Linked DNA regions of Homo sapiens: all the other regions are linked to region 4. Evidence: chromatin contacts called from ENCODE Hi-C or POLR2A ChIA-PET data. All regions are on one chromosome and are shown on one strand. Each heading gives the region's core, a stretch centred on a gene start or an enhancer-like site at or near the end of the contact. The rest is flanking DNA. Distances are from core to core; before and after follow the strand shown.

Region 1 (3,358 bases), core at 246-2,745, 370 kb before region 4:
TAGTAGGGAAAACAATTGCCATTGTACATTCAAAATTATTAAATTACTTACTATTAGAGGAACATAGAGTATCTGTCAGATTTCCTCCAGAGAAATAGAACCAGTAGAAGGTACATACACACACACTGGAGATTAATTACAAGGAATTGTGTTATGCGATTTTTGGGTAGCTAGGCAAGTCTGAAATCTGATGAGCAGGTTGGAAATTCTTGGACAGAACTGATGTTGCAGTTTACATGCAGAATTTTTTCTTCCTTATGGAAACCTTAGCTGTGCTCTTAGGCCTTTCATCTGATTGGAGGAGGCTGTTCAGATTACAGAAGATGAGAATGTCCCTCTCTTCAAGGCAACTGATTTCAGCTGTTAGCACATCTACAAATACCTTTAGAGAAACACCTGGATTTGTGTTTGATTGAATAACTTGGGACTATAGCCTCTCCAGGTTACTAAATGTAACTGACAAGAATCCATTGAAAATGCATTGCCAGTTGCTAAGCAGTGTGGATACCCACACTTTCAGGTACCCATACTGTAGGTATCTAAAAACTATGTGTGTATGTATTGAAAGAGCACATTTATGAAGATTTTACCAAGAGATTATGGGAATTAGTAATAAGGAATAGAAGAGGGAATAGGGAATGACATCAGTCATAGTGATATTTACTTATGGATACCAGGAAGAGTCAAAAAACAGAAAACACCGTTAGACTCTATAAAGCACGGAAGAGGACCTAAGGAAGCAAGTGAAGAATTTCTTCTTTTTCAAATTGAGTTTTGTGGGGAAATTTAATGTCCCCTTGAACATCATCAGCCCTGGCATATTAGATTAGGCAGAGATCTGAGATTCTAGACCAATACTCTTACTTTAGAACTGTACAGTTGGAAGTTGGAAACATGAAGACTTTGGAAAGATTCTGTCCTCTTCAATATACACATGGCTTTCGGGAAACCACACTTTCTTGGTCTTTCCCGTACCTTACTAGTAACTCCTTCTCTAGTCTCTTTTGTTGGTTCATCCTCTTCTGCACACACCATTCATGCTGGAAGATGCAGGACTTAGTCTTTGGCCTGTCCCAGGTTTGCCTCATTTTCTTAGGGGTCTTACCCAGTGCTGTGGCTGTCAGTGGTCTCTGTGGGCCAAGAACTCTCAAGTTGGTGATCTCGAGCCAGACCTTTCTCCCAATCCTCCAGGTCATATTTCCATCTGCTGATTTAGTCTCTCCATGTTGATGTCTAATAGGCATCTCAAATTTAATTTGTCCAAGTGGAAAAACTCGTTTATTCTTCACCACCTCACCATCCCTCCCACCCCAATCCACAAGTGCTTGCCTCTCTTACAGATTTTATTTTATTTTTTGAACATTGAGATAGATCTTGCTTGTTGCCCATGCTGGCCTTGAACTTCTGGGCTCAGGCACTCCTCCCACCTCAGCTCCCCGAGTTGCTGGCACTACAGGCATGCCCCACCACACCCGGCTGTAGACTTTCCTGTCCCAGCTGATGAGATCACCATCTTCCTGTTTACATAGGCCATAGCCTTTGTAGTCATCCTGGACTTCTGCCTCTCATAGCTCACATCCTATCTATCATGTTCAAAATAGATTCTGAATTTTATAGCTTCTCATCACTACAATCATCTGTTTGAATTATGCCAGTGGTCTCCTAATTAGTCCTCCCAACTAACTCCGTCTTCCCTCATGGGATCTCTTCTCAGTTTGGTAAACACATTGATGCTGAAAGTGAGAACACATGACTCATTTGCGCAGAGCTCCTCCCTGGTGCCTCAGTTCTCTTAGAGAAAACCCAGTGATGAGGTCTCTGTTGTCACCTCTCAGGCCCACCTTTCACCTGCTGTCTCTCTCCTGCACTGCTCCGGTGTGCTGGGCTCTTCGCAAGGCGTGCCCCCTCTTCAGTGCCCTTTACTATCTGGATTATTGCTTTGCCAGATTTTCTCATGTAGTAATGAGCTGAAACCAGCTCTTATAAGGTGGGCCAATTGTTAAACTTTAAGGAATTTTGTGAACTGGTTGCCATTCTTTTCGTAGGCTGAAATGGGCCACGGTGGAGGCTTTTCACCATAGGAATGAGCAAGCCCTGCATATTAGTTCCTCACTCCACCCCCAGCCTCAGGGGGGCTGCTAACTGTTTACCACCAGGTCACCCTCACGGCTGATCATTACCCTTCATCCCTTTGCTCACCGCTTCCCTTCTCAGTGAGGCCCGTCCTTACTGTTGAATTTAAAGTTGGCGGTACTCCCAAACCTCCTCACCCTGCTCTGTTGTTTCCAGCAGCACTTGTTATTTTTAAACATGCTATGTGAGTGTGTGATTTATGAACTTTTGTTTGCTATTTATCACCTGTGTTCACCCAGGTGCCCACCACAGTGACTGCTACGTAAAAGGCCCTTAGTGAATAAATGAATTGAAAGGTTGTTGCTAATGATGTTAATTGTAGAATCATTTCAAGGCTTCTATGCCAGGTACTAAGAGAGAAAGGGATTTGTTTGTGTGTTTTGTTTTAGAGCAACACTGATGAATTTGAGCCATGTGCATAGATTTTAGGAAATTCCGTGATGAAACTCATGAAAAAGAGGTATAGTCAGTCTTCTAGGTTATCCCTAGACTCAAGTATCCAGCTTGCTTTGTAAAAATGTCAGCGTCATTAGGAACTATGAATCCTTCATGTTATCTCCTACGTTTGTACCTTATTACTAACGTTGCAGTCCTAAAATTGTGAACTTTCTTTTTCGTGAAAATTTACATTTTGGATTACAGTTTAATATTATGTTCCTGAGGTGAGATTCATAGTCCTTATTCTTAAGATTAGATTAAGATAGCTTAGTCTTACATGATTTAGATTTCTTTGGTCTTTGTGTTATTTTGGTCAGACATTTATGCATTAATATTTTTTGGAAAGGTTGCCTAAGATTTTTTTATTCTGTTGGATACTAGGCTGTAGGCTCTTTCAGATCCTAGCTTACCTTATTCATGGCTAAATTGCCCGCACCACTTAGCAAATGTGGTAGAAACGACAGGTGCCTAATAAAAGGATCTTTGATTTAACTCAGTAGCCAATTTCACTTTCTTTGTGTTGGCCCATAAATTTACAGCCTCTTTGAAACTCCATTATAACATTGTTAAGTGCACTTCTCATATTTGAAGTAAATTATTTTATAATTTGCTTATATAAAACAAAGTATTTCAAAAATTTTTAAATTCCTACTACTGTGTTTAAATCTTTTTAATAATGATTTATGACACTTAATGGAGTAACAATATTGTTCATATTGATGCTTTCAGCTGCGTTTCCTTCTATCCTCGTATTGTTCCTTGTTAGGTCATTAGTTTGTTTTTGAAA
Region 2 (3,348 bases), core at 174-2,673, 310 kb before region 4:
TTTTGAGGGGTTCCCTAACAAAATAAAATGAATGTCCTCTTAATTGTATCATCTGTTCAGGTGTTCTATAATGAAGTGTGAATGTTGTACTATGTGTTAATCTATTCTTCCTTTTTTTCTGACAATTCTTTGCAGCAGAACTTGAGTTCTTCCTGAATGAAATATTTCCTAGTTTTCTCTGCCCATTTCATTAGTGAATTTTATCTCATCAGTTCTAATTTTTTATTTGGTTTTGTATTTTGTATAATGTTTTTTATCTAGTGTTACTTTCATATTCAGCTTGCTTTATTCATAATTTTCTTTCTTGCCCTCTAACACACAAGTACATAGGCTTTTTAAAATTTTTGTTTTCAGCCTAAGAGGCTCTGTGCTGATATAGCACAAGCATTTACACTAGGTCTTTAGTTAACATTGTTAAATTTTATCTTAAAAAACAAAACAACCTTGTTTAAGTAAAAGATCTTACAAACTTGAAAACAAATAGATTCCATAGCATTAAAAATTATAAATTGGTTCACATGTCTTTAAAAGAAAAAGAATCAGAGATCCTACTTTTTGTTGATCAGTTACAAATAAGTTGCTTTGTTTGTTGATGTAGCTTAAATAGGCATTGGGATCACAGATTAATTAGAAGAGTCATTTTGAACACAAAGTGACCATGCATTCCGTCTGCTATCTCTTTAAGTAGAATCCAGATAAACATGTTTATTAAACCTGCTGTTGTTGAATCGCAAATCCAGTCATTATAAAAGGACCAAAGCTATCTTTGGGGATGGTCTTTCTACAAGGAATTACTATGGACAGTCCCTTGGGTAGTAGTTAGATATATCTGTATATATTGTGGAAGAAAGAAAGGCCTTAGAGATGAAAAAAATAGAAAATTTTTTTTTGGGCAATAGTCTCTTGCATAATAAGTTATTCCTTAGACACTAGAGCTATTATCAAACAACAAAACACTTTACTATGTAACTATCTATATCTTCCAGCAATAGAAGCTCATACAGTGTAGCTTATTAGGAAAACTCTCTAATCTCCAGGAGGAGCTGACAGAAGTCACCTATGCATCCCTACAGTGTGGGGTTGGATGTAGACTCAGCTGTGGATCTGAGAGAAAATAACCCAATTTTTGCAAGTACTATTGGTGGAAAATAGCAACGACAGAATAACTTTGAAGTATATAAAAGTTTGTACTTTATGTACAAATCAGTTTTCACTAATTTGGTCAGAGTGCTAAGATACTAGTTATTTCATTTTATTTTCAGCTTCTTTGTTTCCACATATTCTGAAATATTGCCTGTCTGGAGCCTGTAGAAAAAATGTGAAAGACAGAAAGACAAACTTTGAACATTTGGAAAATGGTGATGCCGTCGTTTTTATGAAGCAGAGGAAGACAGAGCAGCTTATGTATCAGCGTGTCTGACTCATTCCACTCCCTCTAGGCATAAGATGCTGCCTTCTGTGTGGTAGCATTTATTGTGTATATTTTGGCTCATCCCTAAGAATTTCTTTAAGACAATATTATATCTTTTATAAATTTTACATCTTTGTCTTCTTAATTAGGGAATGTAGCACAAATTTTTTGTTGGATTTTTTTTCCTATTCATATTATTTTCGTACTTAACTACATTTATTAGAAGTTCTAGAAAAAGAACTACTTCTGAGGTTTTGTTTTGTTTTGGTAAAACAATGTTGCACTGTTGCCAGCTGCAGAACTGCAAGTGAGCAATAATTCAAATAAATTAGAATTCCTTATTCAATAACGCAGTGTGTAACCTGATACTTTTCTCTGTGGAGAATTTTAACCTAATATTAATCTTTCCTCTTTAAACTTTAATCTCTTATTTTTAATTATTATGGCCTGAATCTTTGTAAACAACCTAGTCCTCATTTTGTATCTTTAATATTAGCTAGGGCACCATTTGGAGATCTCTGTGTAGGTCTTGAGTGTATGTTGATTAACTTGACATGGTATTTTCTTTCAGTACATTTTGTTTCTTCATCTTAAATTACAACTTTTAACACATACATGAAATGTCATAAAACAAGACTTTTTTCCATTGAGAGAAAACATAAATTTCAAATTTTGTGCTTAAATATGGAAATTAATATTTTGGATTGAAGTGTCTGGGGGGAAAAGTGGTTGACATTTGAATTTCATAAATTTGTTCCAATCTAAAAACCTCAGATATCTTTGAGTTAAAAGTTTAAGACTCTGTTCCACTCTGCACTCCCAAATTATACTTTTCCTTTGATTTCAAGTTCTCTTTTTCACTCGGACAAGCCTGGATTGTAGGTCACATGAGATTCTGTGGTAAAAGACAGCAGGAAGTCTGTGTGGGTTTCTCTCCACTGTCCATGCTGGATGATCTGTTTCCCTCCAAAAGCAGTAGGGAGCCAGTGGAGGATGTTGAGCAGGAAAATGACATAATCACACTTAACTTTGCAAAATCACTGGTGCAGTACAAATAATGAGTCAGAGAGGGATCCAACAGGAGACAGGAGACCATTTAAAAGACAATTGCAAAGGTACACGCAGAAAATCACCTTAAACTAATGCTGTGATGGAAGGGCAGAGAGTGGCAGGTGATGGGAAGGTGAACGAATGGATCTGTGGGCCCAGTGAATGGACTGAGGGGAGGGTGACAGAGAGCTGCACGCCATCCTTCGGGTGTGCTGGTCAGGGCTGCTGGGTGAGTGACCGTGCCAGTCAGGGAGGTCCTCTCTCCTGGAGGAGGATGTCCTTTAGGAAAAGGATGGTCTGGGATGAGCTGCTTATGAGATGCCCATGTGATGTCCAAATGAAACCAGGTCAATAGGTGTATAGTTCCATACTAATCTATGTGGAACTTGATGTGATTGATGTTTTCCTTGGAAAATGTGAAAAAGTGAAACAAGAAGAGAGGCAAATAGCCTGTATGGGAGACAGAGAAGCAGGCTCACAGACAGGGGAGGGACCTCCAGGAAAGAGAGGTGTCATACACCAAGCAAAGAGTGGGCGGCGTGCCAGGTGTTGATGAAATAGGAGAGTGCAGCCCGCCAGCCACAGCCACTGGGTCTCAGATTCTCTTGGGAAGACCCGTTTTAGTACAGTAGTGAGAACAGAAAACAGGTAAGTGGAGAGAAGTGCAGAAATGATAAGCTTGCCTTTTGCCTGGTGTTCACAGAAACTTTGCCTTGAGGCGGCTCTGTGAAAACACTGGGCCAGAGGGAAAGACAGAGGGTGGCAGCTGAAGGCAGGTAGACGGATGCGTGCTGTCTTTGTGTTGGCATTCATTTGTTTGCGTAAAATCACTTTCTGAAATGTACTTTAATGTTTATGTGCCAAATGTTTAAATGTCCATTGAAACC
Region 3 (3,069 bases), core at 112-2,611, 400 kb before region 4:
GCATACTGTTAAATCTAGCATTATCTGATTTTTTGATTCCATAATTATCTTTTGTTTTCCCCACAACTTTTTATTTTTATAATGGGAAGAGTAAAAATATAAGAATGTTATCAATACATTTATGATACTTTGGAGTAGAGACCTGACTTCTGTTAAACTGAACCAAAGTTTTCCTGTTGCTGTTTGATCATTGTTAGGTGGGAATGAACACCATCTGTTAAAGGGTCTCCACCTGGTATAGGTAGAGACAAGAGTCAGTATAAATTATATCTGCAATTTTAACTGGAACTGATTATAATGTTTTGAAGTCATTCATTGTTCATTGTTTTAAGACAGATTTGAGCATTGTGCAAGCAAATGAAGATGTTACGTTGTGTGAGAAAATTGAGATACTCCTACTTGACTTCTCGACTCGTCCTCTTTCATTCTTTGTTTAATGGAAGAGCTTATGGATGTATATTCTACAGACTTTACTATTTCCAATACATTTTTTTCCTAGTGATGTAACTCTTTTTGTTAAAAATTTTCTTGAGTTTTTAAATGATTTATCCTTATACACTAGAACTTGGGAAAATATCTTAAAATAATACTAAACGAGTAAGATTATACTTTGTAGAACTCCAAGCCATCACGTGTGCACTTAGGTTTCCTGCCAAATCTGGAGCAGTGGCTGGATGGCGCAGGGCCTGCTGTGACTGCAGGCCCACACCTTGGCTAGGCCGCGCCCCTTACTTAGGATTACTTAGGTTTTCCTTAGTATGGCTAATGTTGATTGTCTTTATCTTATCTCAGAAAGTCTGTGGCAGTTGTAAACTCTCAAGCTTTTGACAGTGGCACAGTGTGATATGTTGGGAAGTTGATTCACCTGTCAACCTGGTTGTAATTCACCAATCTCTGCTTTAGCCTATGCCAATGGGGGGTTGTAGGAGGAAGGCGAGAGCCAGGGGTGGAGGACCTGAGTTCCAGTTGGTCCCTAAGTAGCTTTATTTCCATGGACATAGCTTTTTGACTCTCAGAGCCTTAGTTTCATTTTCTGGAAAGCAGATATGATAAGATGTGGACTGTTGTGAGGATCAAACAAGATGATAAATGAAAATACTGTAAGGGAAATAAAATGACAACATGTCATAGTGGATAAAGCTCTAGCAGAGGATGATTAAGATCCAGTACCTGAGTTTAAATCCTGTCACCTCCATTTTATTAACTGATGCAATTTGTCCGAGTTACTTAACCTCTGAAACTCCGTTTATTCAACTAAAAATATAAGGAATAATACTCCCTTTAGAAAATTCTCATAAGGAGTAAATAGAGTGAGACTGAGTAAGTGTCCCAGCAGAGTGCTTGACATGTAGAAGCTATTCTAGGACTATGAGTCACCTTTACCTCACACCTATGATTAATTTAGCAAAAATTTTCTCAGGCATGGCATGGTTTTAGGTTCTAAGAATGGAGTGGTGAGCAAAATAAACACTTCTTACCCATAGAGCTTACATTGTTATGGCAGAACTGGAAAGTAAGTGAAGAAGCACATAAATAATTTCAGAAAGCAGTAGATGCCATGGAGATAATAACGGGAAGCAACAGGTGATTGTAGATAGATTGTTTACAGTAGGCACCTCTGAAGCCTTTTTAAGGCTTTTCGGGCAAATTAGCCTGCATTATTTGCAAGAAGTAATGCAAAGAGAGTCCCTGTATTCTGAGGCTGAGTAGGAACGTGAATGATGAGAAAGGCAGCATTAAAGAGTATTCTAGGTGGAGGGAACAGAAAGTACAGTGAAACTGAATTAGGAACTGAAAGTGTTGGGCTGCATGTGCTGAAGGAGGGTCCTGTGGCTGTAACACACATACAGGCCAGCTTGTAAAGAGACATGAGCAGGGTCCCGAGAGTCATGGAGGTAGTCTTCGTTGTGCATGGATATTCATGGGAAGGTTTTCACAGGGCAAGCAAGACTTTGAACAGTCACACTAGTTATGCTATAGTATGGTGCTCAAGTTCCCCTATGATAGTATTTCAAACTTCTGTATCCCCTGCCCCAGTTGTTGGCAACTGAGTATTTTCATCCTAAGTACAGAAGTTGGACAGGATATAATTTCAAGTGTAGAATAAAAATTGACATAGTAAAGTAATATTTGTACCACTTTAAAATGTATCCAATAGAATGTTAACACCATGATGATTTGATTCCCACCGTCCATTCATTTAAAAGTACATGAATAAGTTCTTTAACTGTCAGAAAATTTGTTTTTCTTCTTGAACTCACATCCCTTATTTCCCCCACAGATTTTATTGTATTTGTATGTGGACATATTTTAATGATCATCTTATCATTTCTGGGTATCAGTACATACTCACGGACACATACATTGATGTAAGGTTTTTTTAATTGTTTTATTTTTAAAAAATAAAAGATGAGGTCTTACTATGTTTAGCCTAGGCTGGTCTTGATCTCCTGGGCTCAAGCGATCCCCCACCTCAGCTTCTCAAAGAGCTGGGATTACAGGAGTATGCCACAGCACCTCACATTTTTTTTTTTTTGAGACAGAGTTTCACTCTTGTTGCTCAGGCTGGAGTTCGATGGCGCGATCTCGGCACACCGCAACTTCCGCCTCCGAGGTTCAGATGATTCTCCTACCTCAGTCTCCCGAGTAGCTGGGATTACATACATGTGCCACCACGCTTGGCTAATTTTGTATTTTTAGTAGAGACAGGGGTTTCTCCATGTTGATCAGGCTGGTCTCGAACTCCTGACCTCAGGTGATCCACCGGCCTTGGCCTCCCAAAGTGCTGGGATTATAGGTGTGAGCCACCACGCCCGGCCAGCACTTAGCATTTTTTATATTTTAGTATCTTTGCTCATAAAGCTCTAAGTGTTAAAAATGTGTAGAAAGGATTATTGTAATTACTATTAAAACGATTGAAACAACAAAGTCTATAAAGAGTTTGATAATTATTAAGCATAAAATGTATAATGGTATTGGAATTGAATGACTTACTGAGACTTTAAAATTTTTAAATTTCAATTTTTGTGTCTATGGATGAAATTTATTGCTAGAATAAGGGAAAGTCTA
Region 4 (2,937 bases), core at 2-2,501:
TCAACTTGACACATGCAGCACCGTAAACATTTCGATGGGACTTTGCAGGCCTCTGCAGAGGGCATAGAGGAGCGCCTTGCCAGTCAAGTCGGGCAGCCAGGGACCCACGGAGCAAAGACCTAAGCGGGCATGGCTCCGATAAAGAGTGAGGTCCGTTTCCTCCCTGTTGCTTCGCCAGTTACTAAAGATGAGTGAGGCGGAAACACGACGGTGGGGAGCGCGGGGAATGGAAAAGCCAGAAGGTCTCGCAACAACCCGGTGTCACCTGAATGTCTGCAAAACGTGCCGGCAAAGGCAGCCATGCCCCCACCCCGACCCTGGCCCAGCTGCCCGGGACACGCGCCACGCGGCGGTCGTTAACACTCAGGGGACAGACAACAGTCACACTGCACTGACAGCACGCAGACAACACCGGCGAGGTGCACACCCACACATCCAACGACAGGCTCCGCCACTGCGAGGCGGCTGCCAACCTGGAGGGAACAGGGAAAGCCAGCCGGGTCCCAGCCTCCTTCCTCCGAAGCACGTTTACCTAAACGTCGCAGTTTGCGTCCAGGCTGCTCCCGCTCCACCCTAAAGATTATGTCAACGCAGGAACTGTGGGTGCGCGCGGGCGGCCCGGCGGGGAGCCTCCCCTTCTGGGTCCCGTCGGTTTTATTTCGGGAGCGGGAGGGGGAGGAGGGAGGGCTGGAGGAGGGGAGGGGAATCCCAAATTAAAATAACCCTCAGTTATGAGGACGTTCGGTGGCATCGGATATTCACACCAGCAACAGTCACATCACATTCGCCTTCGCCAGATGGCGGCGGGTTCAACTTCCCGGGATCTCGCAAACTCAGGCTGTGCGCCCGAGCGCGCGCCGGAGTGTGGGCACGCGGGCGGGCTGGGGACTGCGGGAGCGGCGCGGCGCGGCGCGAGCCCGGGGCGAGAACGGGGGCGTGGGGTTGGGGGGCGCCGGGCTCACCGGTTCCGGACGAGGAGGTCTCCGTCCCCGGGGAGCGGCACCGGGCAGTCCCGGCTCAGGGTGACGGCCTCGCGGAAGTTGGGGCTCAGCCGGGTCACCACCAGCTTCTGCATGGCTTGGGGAATGGCGGAGCCCTGGAAGTCCAGGAAGTGGCGGGCGTACGACATGTCCACGATGGCCCGGGCCCCGGTGGGCACCAGCCGCAGCATGGCCTGCGCCTCCGCCCGCTCTCTGCGCCGACGCTGGCCGGGGTCGGCCCCCGCCCGGGCCGCTCGGCTCGGCTGTGCTCTGCTCGGCTAGGGCGGGCGGGTCCGCCCCTCCTCCGGCCGGCGCCCTCCCCCTGGCTCCCCCCTTCCCCGCGTCGCCCGCTCCCGCTCCCCCCGCCTCCCCGGCGCCGGCGCAGCCCCCGCGAACCCGGGCGCACCACCCCGGGTGTCCCGGCCTGGGGACCGCTGCCGCCCCGGCCGCTGCTCCTTTAATCTTTTTGTTTTGGTTTGAATCTGCTCGGCGCAGACTGGCCAAGGATCCTCTCCGCCCTCCCCCTTCCTCCTGGCGCGGGAGAGGCACCGGATATCCCCACCCTCCCCGAGCTCTAAAAGCCGGATTTGACTCCTCTCGGGCAAGGGTGGCGGGGGGGACGGCGGGCAAGGGGGGACGGGGGACTCGCGCGTCCCGCGGTCGTCTGCGGCCCCGAGCCGGCGGCAGCCCCGGGCGTCCCCGGAGCTGCGCGGCGGCCGGCGCAGGCGCCTCCCCTTCCCGTGCGAAGCGTTCACTTCCTTGCAAGGTGGTACGAATCAACCCCGAGCGCGGCCCGGGCGGCGGGGCACGACCGGGGACCCCGGGCAGGGCGGGGAGCCCCTGCCGCCGCTGCCGCACGCGCACCCGTACCGACCGCGGGGCGGGGAAATGTCCAGTGCCTCCCGCTCCCCAGGCTGGTGGCTTCCTGTCCCCGGAACCCCTTGCGCGTGCTTTCTGTCCACGGTCTGTCCCATGCAAGTTGCAGGAACTAAGCCATTTTATTTATTTTGGCCTAGATTTCATGTTTTTCCATGAATGTTTTAAGTAGATCTACAAGACTGTTACAGGTTTCCCATTGGGAGAGAACACACATATAGAAAACCAGAAGGCCAAATTCCCAGAGCACAGACACATTTTAAAGTTCTACGTGGGGATGCCGAGGGACTTAACTGAATTGGAGACGTTGCACTGCTGTGTGAGGACCTCATTTTCGAACCCAGCTAGAAAGATCTGTCGTTCCATCGTGTCCGTTTTCTCCCTACTGGCGTGCATGGACCAAATGTCAATTCACTTTTTATAGAGGGGCCAAATTAAATATTTCCACACTTTTCTGTGATGAACTAAGTCCATCTTTACATTTTTATTTAAATTGTAAAATTTAATTTTAAAAATATCTTGCTTTTCAGTTACCCACGAATTACCAAAATATAAAAGCTACTCTGGGCTCCTCCCCAGCCAAATCTAACCCCCCAACCTGAGATTGCAAAAGCGACACAGATATTTTTCCCCCCAAATGTAGGACATGCTTCACCCAAGGGTAGTTTGGATGCACGTGGTTGCGTGTGTATGAATGTGCAAGTGTGTGTATGTGTATGTGTGTGTGTTGGGGGGGAACTAACAGGTTTAAAAATCTGCAGGAACTAATGTCTACTTAACTTAGAGCATATGGGTTTTACCCGGTATCAGCCAGTGGGTTACAATAACAACACTGAATGAATTCCTCCAATGTACAATCTTTTATGTTATGCTGTATTAAGATTTCTTTTTTTTGTCATATTGTTTAGCTCCGAAAAAAAGAAAACAAAGCAATTAAAAAGATTGACAGGTATGGTTTGTGAGAGACCTATTTGTAATTGTCAGGGTGACGTTGGCGAGAGGAGGAGGAGTAAAAACTGAAGCAGGAAAAGCAGCTCGATGTGTCTGTCTATCAGTTGAGACTGTCTGAAAGCTCTGCGAT
Region 5 (3,060 bases), core at 1-2,500, 350 kb before region 4:
GCCTGTAATCCTAGGGTTGGAAAACCTGATTGGACCTCCAGCAAGTACTCTGATGTTAATCAGCCTAGTGTGCAAGACAGAAAAGCTGATAGTCCAAAATTGCACTTTAAGCTAAGACAGACTGTCAGTCTTCAGGAATGGTGGGGAATGGCCTATTTATGTAATCAGATACTAAACCTGGGAGGAAGCTGTCAGGCACATTCTTGTTGTGTAAGCAGCAGGCAAACTGTGCTTTATCTGACAGACAGTGTGTAAATCTGTCCATGCAAAAATCCAAATGTTTAGTTTGCTTCTAGTCACTGTAATAATCTGCTTATTTTCGTCTGCTAGAGCAATGACATCACTTAGCGGAATGTGCTGCAGACAGAAGGCCCAGATAAGGCTATGTTAGTGTCAGTCACTCATTCCTTGATTGGCAAGGAGATAAATAGGAATTTACTCGACGTTTGCTTTCAACTAAAAGAATAGACAACATATTCAGGACAGGAATAACTTTATTTAGCTTGGTTATTTTACATCTGAAGGAAATGGATAGAATACATTGTATCTAATTATAGCTTCTAGGAACGAGTAGCCTACCATATCGATAACGATTGAATAATTGTGCCCAAAGGGTATCTTCTTTGAATTCTTAGGATGTTTGTACTGCTATATATATTTAGTTATTTCATTGACTTTTATATTCGTGTTATATTCAATACCCTTTCATGTTTTTCATTTAAAAAATATTTTTATTTCATTATTTCCTTACTGTAAATGGTAATGATTTTGTGAATATGGATATTTAACTATGAATCTGTAAATTAAATCCTACTCTTGAGGATAAATTGAAGTTTTTAATTCTGAATTTATGACTTTCAAGTCACATAGAGTTACAGATTAATTCAGTGTTTTCATAGGTGCTTAGTGAGAATAGAATATCTTTCCATGATTTAAAGATTAATATTTCATTAGATATTAATTGTGAATAGTATTTTCTTTGATACCCACTGGATAAGACTTAGAACTTTAGGAATTTTCTTTAAAAGTTCTCTAAAATTGTTTAAATTTGTTATTAAAATCTTCATTTTGGTTTTATCCAATACATAATTCCTTTGTTAACTACAAATAATGGATGGAAACATTGTTGGTTATTTTAAGCAGTGAGGAAACCTAGGTCCTAGAGCAGAGTATTTTATGACCGGTAACTTTACAGAACACACGCCAGAGCTCTCACTCAGGAAAGCTGGCTGCACGTTGGATCGAGTGTGGCACACACAGTTCCCTGGGTCTACAGATGCTGTAAGTAGCCAGATATGTCTGGGAGCAGCCAAATGTTTTTCTGAGAATTTTAACAACAGTGATAGGAGAGAAATAAAAAAAAATTAAATCATACATTTATGAAACCCTGATGTTAACCTTATAGAATAAATGTATAATTGCAGTTCTGCTGTTTTTACTATAAAGCTGTAGCTATCTTTTTGTTTTGTTTGCCGAAGTACCAAGATATAAAATGCATTTATGTAGTACTGTATCGAAGTTATTTATTACTTTAATACATGATAGTGGGTCCACATAATTTGTCAAATTTTAATTGGTTTTGTCACTTGTCAGAGTCAAATCTCCCAAATTGTCAAATAAATTTATTTTAGAATCATACATCCTAAAATTTGATAATTCTGAAGTTTTTCTTCTTCAGCTTTGCTTCCCTTTTTGCCAACTCTTATTCATCCTGTTAGTCCCTGGTCAGATCTGTGTTAATTCAGGTAAAAGTTAGAATTCAGTCAGAGGACTTGTTTACTTTATAGTAATTAAAATGTGTTAATATTTTTGCCTGTGTTCCCCAGAGGAAAAGTTTCTCATTATTTCTCACTTTTTTTTTTTTTTTTGAGATGAAGTTTTGCTCTTATTGCCCAGGCTGGAGTGCAGTGGCACGATCTTGGCTCATTGCAACCTCCGCCTCCCAGGCTCAAGTGATTCTCCTGCCTCAGCCTCCCAAGTAGCTGGGATTACAGGCACACACCACTACGCCCGGCTATTTTTTATATTTTTAGTAGGGATGGGGTTTCACCATGTTGACCAGGCTGGTCTTGAACTCCTGTCCTCAGGTGATCCTCCCACCTCGGCCTCCCAAATTGCTGGGATTACAGGTGTGAGCCACCGCACCCGGCTCACTTGGGTTTTTTTTCTAGGTATTTCATACTTCCACCTCTTCTGCTTGTAAGTGACATTGTATGTATTCCTTAGTGCTTGATTGCGTATTATTTTGAAGAATAATAAATATCAGTAATTAATATAAACTTATTTGCTATGCAGAATATTAGAAATTTGGGGAGATATACAACACACATCTCTACATATTCCATGAGGTGTTTGTCAACATGAGGACAAGTGTTTCTTCTGTCTTTTACCACCTCCAGTTCTTAGCTCTTTTGTTTTTGTGAATAGCATCATGTGAATTCCAGTGGAATGTTTTGTCCTTATCTTTTGGTTATTTATACACCATAAGTCTCCTTTTATTTGACTAGTTGCTAGTCTAGATTTTATGAAAGGAAAACAAAACCATTCTTTATATTGCTACTATCTTTTTATTAAGGATTTTTCAGACTGCAGCGAATTAAAGGACCAGAAGTTATTTTACTGAAGATAACAACTCTATTATGTTTTTCTATTCTAGTCTCACAATTTTAGATGAGACTTTTCAGTTTAATAATTGAGCACCTACTGTATGTAAGCATGATGGAACCTAATTGGGGTGTTGGCTACAGCATGTATTCTCTATTCTTTTGCTGTTACTATTCCACCACCTTTGCATATCTGAACCTCTGGTTTTATAGTATTATAAAGTTATGCCTGGCAGTGTAATTTATTGTAATGTTATTTTCTTATTTTTGTTTTTTTGTTTTTTTAACTATCTTAGACAAATTAAATAATAAAGAAACATTCAAACCTCTGTCTCCTGCAAGTCAGGTCTCTTTATTCCTGAGGATAATTAAATAGCATTTGGAGTGCATGTAGACTCTATGGGCAGGAAATATGACTGAGATAGAATTGTTCACTAATTATGATGGTTGGTTGGGC

Evidence for each region. A loop is a pair of places that touch in the nucleus more often than their neighbours do. ChIA-PET counts read pairs that join two places held with the same protein, here RNA polymerase II (POLR2A). Pooled maps may share reads with other maps.
Region 1: a loop to region 4 is called in a map of endothelial cell of umbilical vein, with 2.1 times the contacts of the local background. The contact joins the enhancer-like site here to the promoter of PTGR3 in region 4. A Hi-C loop is called at or near these places in 1 of 168 maps with a recorded cell type or tissue (endothelial cell of umbilical vein) and 1 of 50 pooled maps. POLR2A ChIA-PET finds 5 or more read pairs at or near these places in 3 of 52 experiments (OCI-LY7, activated CD4-positive, alpha-beta T cell and activated naive CD4-positive, alpha-beta T cell).
Region 2: a loop to region 4 is called in a map of PC-3, with 17 times the contacts of the local background. The contact joins the enhancer-like site here to the promoter of PTGR3 in region 4. A Hi-C loop is called at or near these places in 11 of 168 maps with a recorded cell type or tissue (Calu3, IMR-90, MCF 10A and 8 more), 11 of 37 single-sample maps with no recorded cell type and 22 of 50 pooled maps. POLR2A ChIA-PET finds 5 or more read pairs at or near these places in 3 of 52 experiments (CD4-positive, alpha-beta T cell, CD8-positive, alpha-beta memory T cell and activated naive CD4-positive, alpha-beta T cell).
Region 3: a loop to region 4 is called in a map of ascending aorta, with 4 times the contacts of the local background. The contact joins the enhancer-like site here to the promoter of PTGR3 in region 4. A Hi-C loop is called at or near these places in 2 of 168 maps with a recorded cell type or tissue (GM12878 and ascending aorta), 23 of 37 single-sample maps with no recorded cell type and 15 of 50 pooled maps. POLR2A ChIA-PET finds 5 or more read pairs at or near these places in 2 of 52 experiments (MCF 10A and OCI-LY7).
Region 5: a map of Right ventricle myocardium inferior shows a loop between it and region 4 (8-fold over the local background). The contact joins the enhancer-like site here to the promoter of PTGR3 in region 4. A Hi-C loop is called at or near these places in 3 of 168 maps with a recorded cell type or tissue (GM12878, Right ventricle myocardium inferior and sigmoid colon), 4 of 37 single-sample maps with no recorded cell type and 8 of 50 pooled maps. POLR2A ChIA-PET finds 5 or more read pairs at or near these places in 2 of 52 experiments (CD4-positive, alpha-beta T cell and HEK293).

Annotation. Positions count from the first base shown.
Region 1 is chr18:74,839,201-74,842,558 of GRCh38, forward strand. All of the region lies in intron 4 of ZNF407 (zinc finger protein 407), which reads left to right. Among named protein-coding and RNA genes, the nearest start is that of ZNF407, 240 kb to the left of the region's middle. Within about 2 kb of position 1,496, at least 2 of the 41 ENCODE cell types and tissues checked have a DNase peak (open chromatin) inside an H3K27ac peak, as active enhancers do; they include endothelial cell of umbilical vein, where a contact is called at or near this core.
Region 2 is chr18:74,896,753-74,900,100 of GRCh38, forward strand. All of the region lies in intron 7 of ZNF407 (zinc finger protein 407), which reads left to right. Among named protein-coding and RNA genes, the nearest start is that of ZNF407, 300 kb to the left of the region's middle. Within about 2 kb of position 1,424, at least 2 of the 41 ENCODE cell types and tissues checked have a DNase peak (open chromatin) inside an H3K27ac peak, as active enhancers do; they include IMR-90 and PC-3, where a contact is called at or near this core.
Region 3 is chr18:74,805,495-74,808,563 of GRCh38, forward strand. All of the region lies in intron 4 of ZNF407 (zinc finger protein 407), which reads left to right. Among named protein-coding and RNA genes, the nearest start is that of ZNF407, 210 kb to the left of the region's middle. RefSeq lists enhancers at 451-1,650, 1,635-1,684. Within about 2 kb of position 1,362, at least 10 of the 41 ENCODE cell types and tissues checked have a DNase peak (open chromatin) inside an H3K27ac peak, as active enhancers do; they include GM12878 and OCI-LY7, where a contact is called at or near this core.
Region 4 is chr18:75,207,888-75,210,824 of GRCh38, forward strand. It overlaps PTGR3 (prostaglandin reductase 3), which reads right to left and starts at 1,252. Exons shown (of 2, transcript NM_175907.6): 1 at 963-1,252. The coding sequence starts at 1,171. TSHZ1 (teashirt zinc finger homeobox 1) reads left to right here and starts at 2,910. Exons shown (of 2, transcript NM_001308210.2): 1 at 2,910-2,937. RefSeq lists silencers at 726-901, 927-1,966 and enhancers at 757-1,687, 2,727-2,937.
Region 5 is chr18:74,861,070-74,864,129 of GRCh38, forward strand. The region is part of intron 4 of ZNF407 (zinc finger protein 407); the gene reads left to right. Among named protein-coding and RNA genes, the nearest start is that of ZNF407, 260 kb to the left of the region's middle. Within about 2 kb of position 1,251, at least 2 of the 41 ENCODE cell types and tissues checked have a DNase peak (open chromatin) inside an H3K27ac peak, as active enhancers do.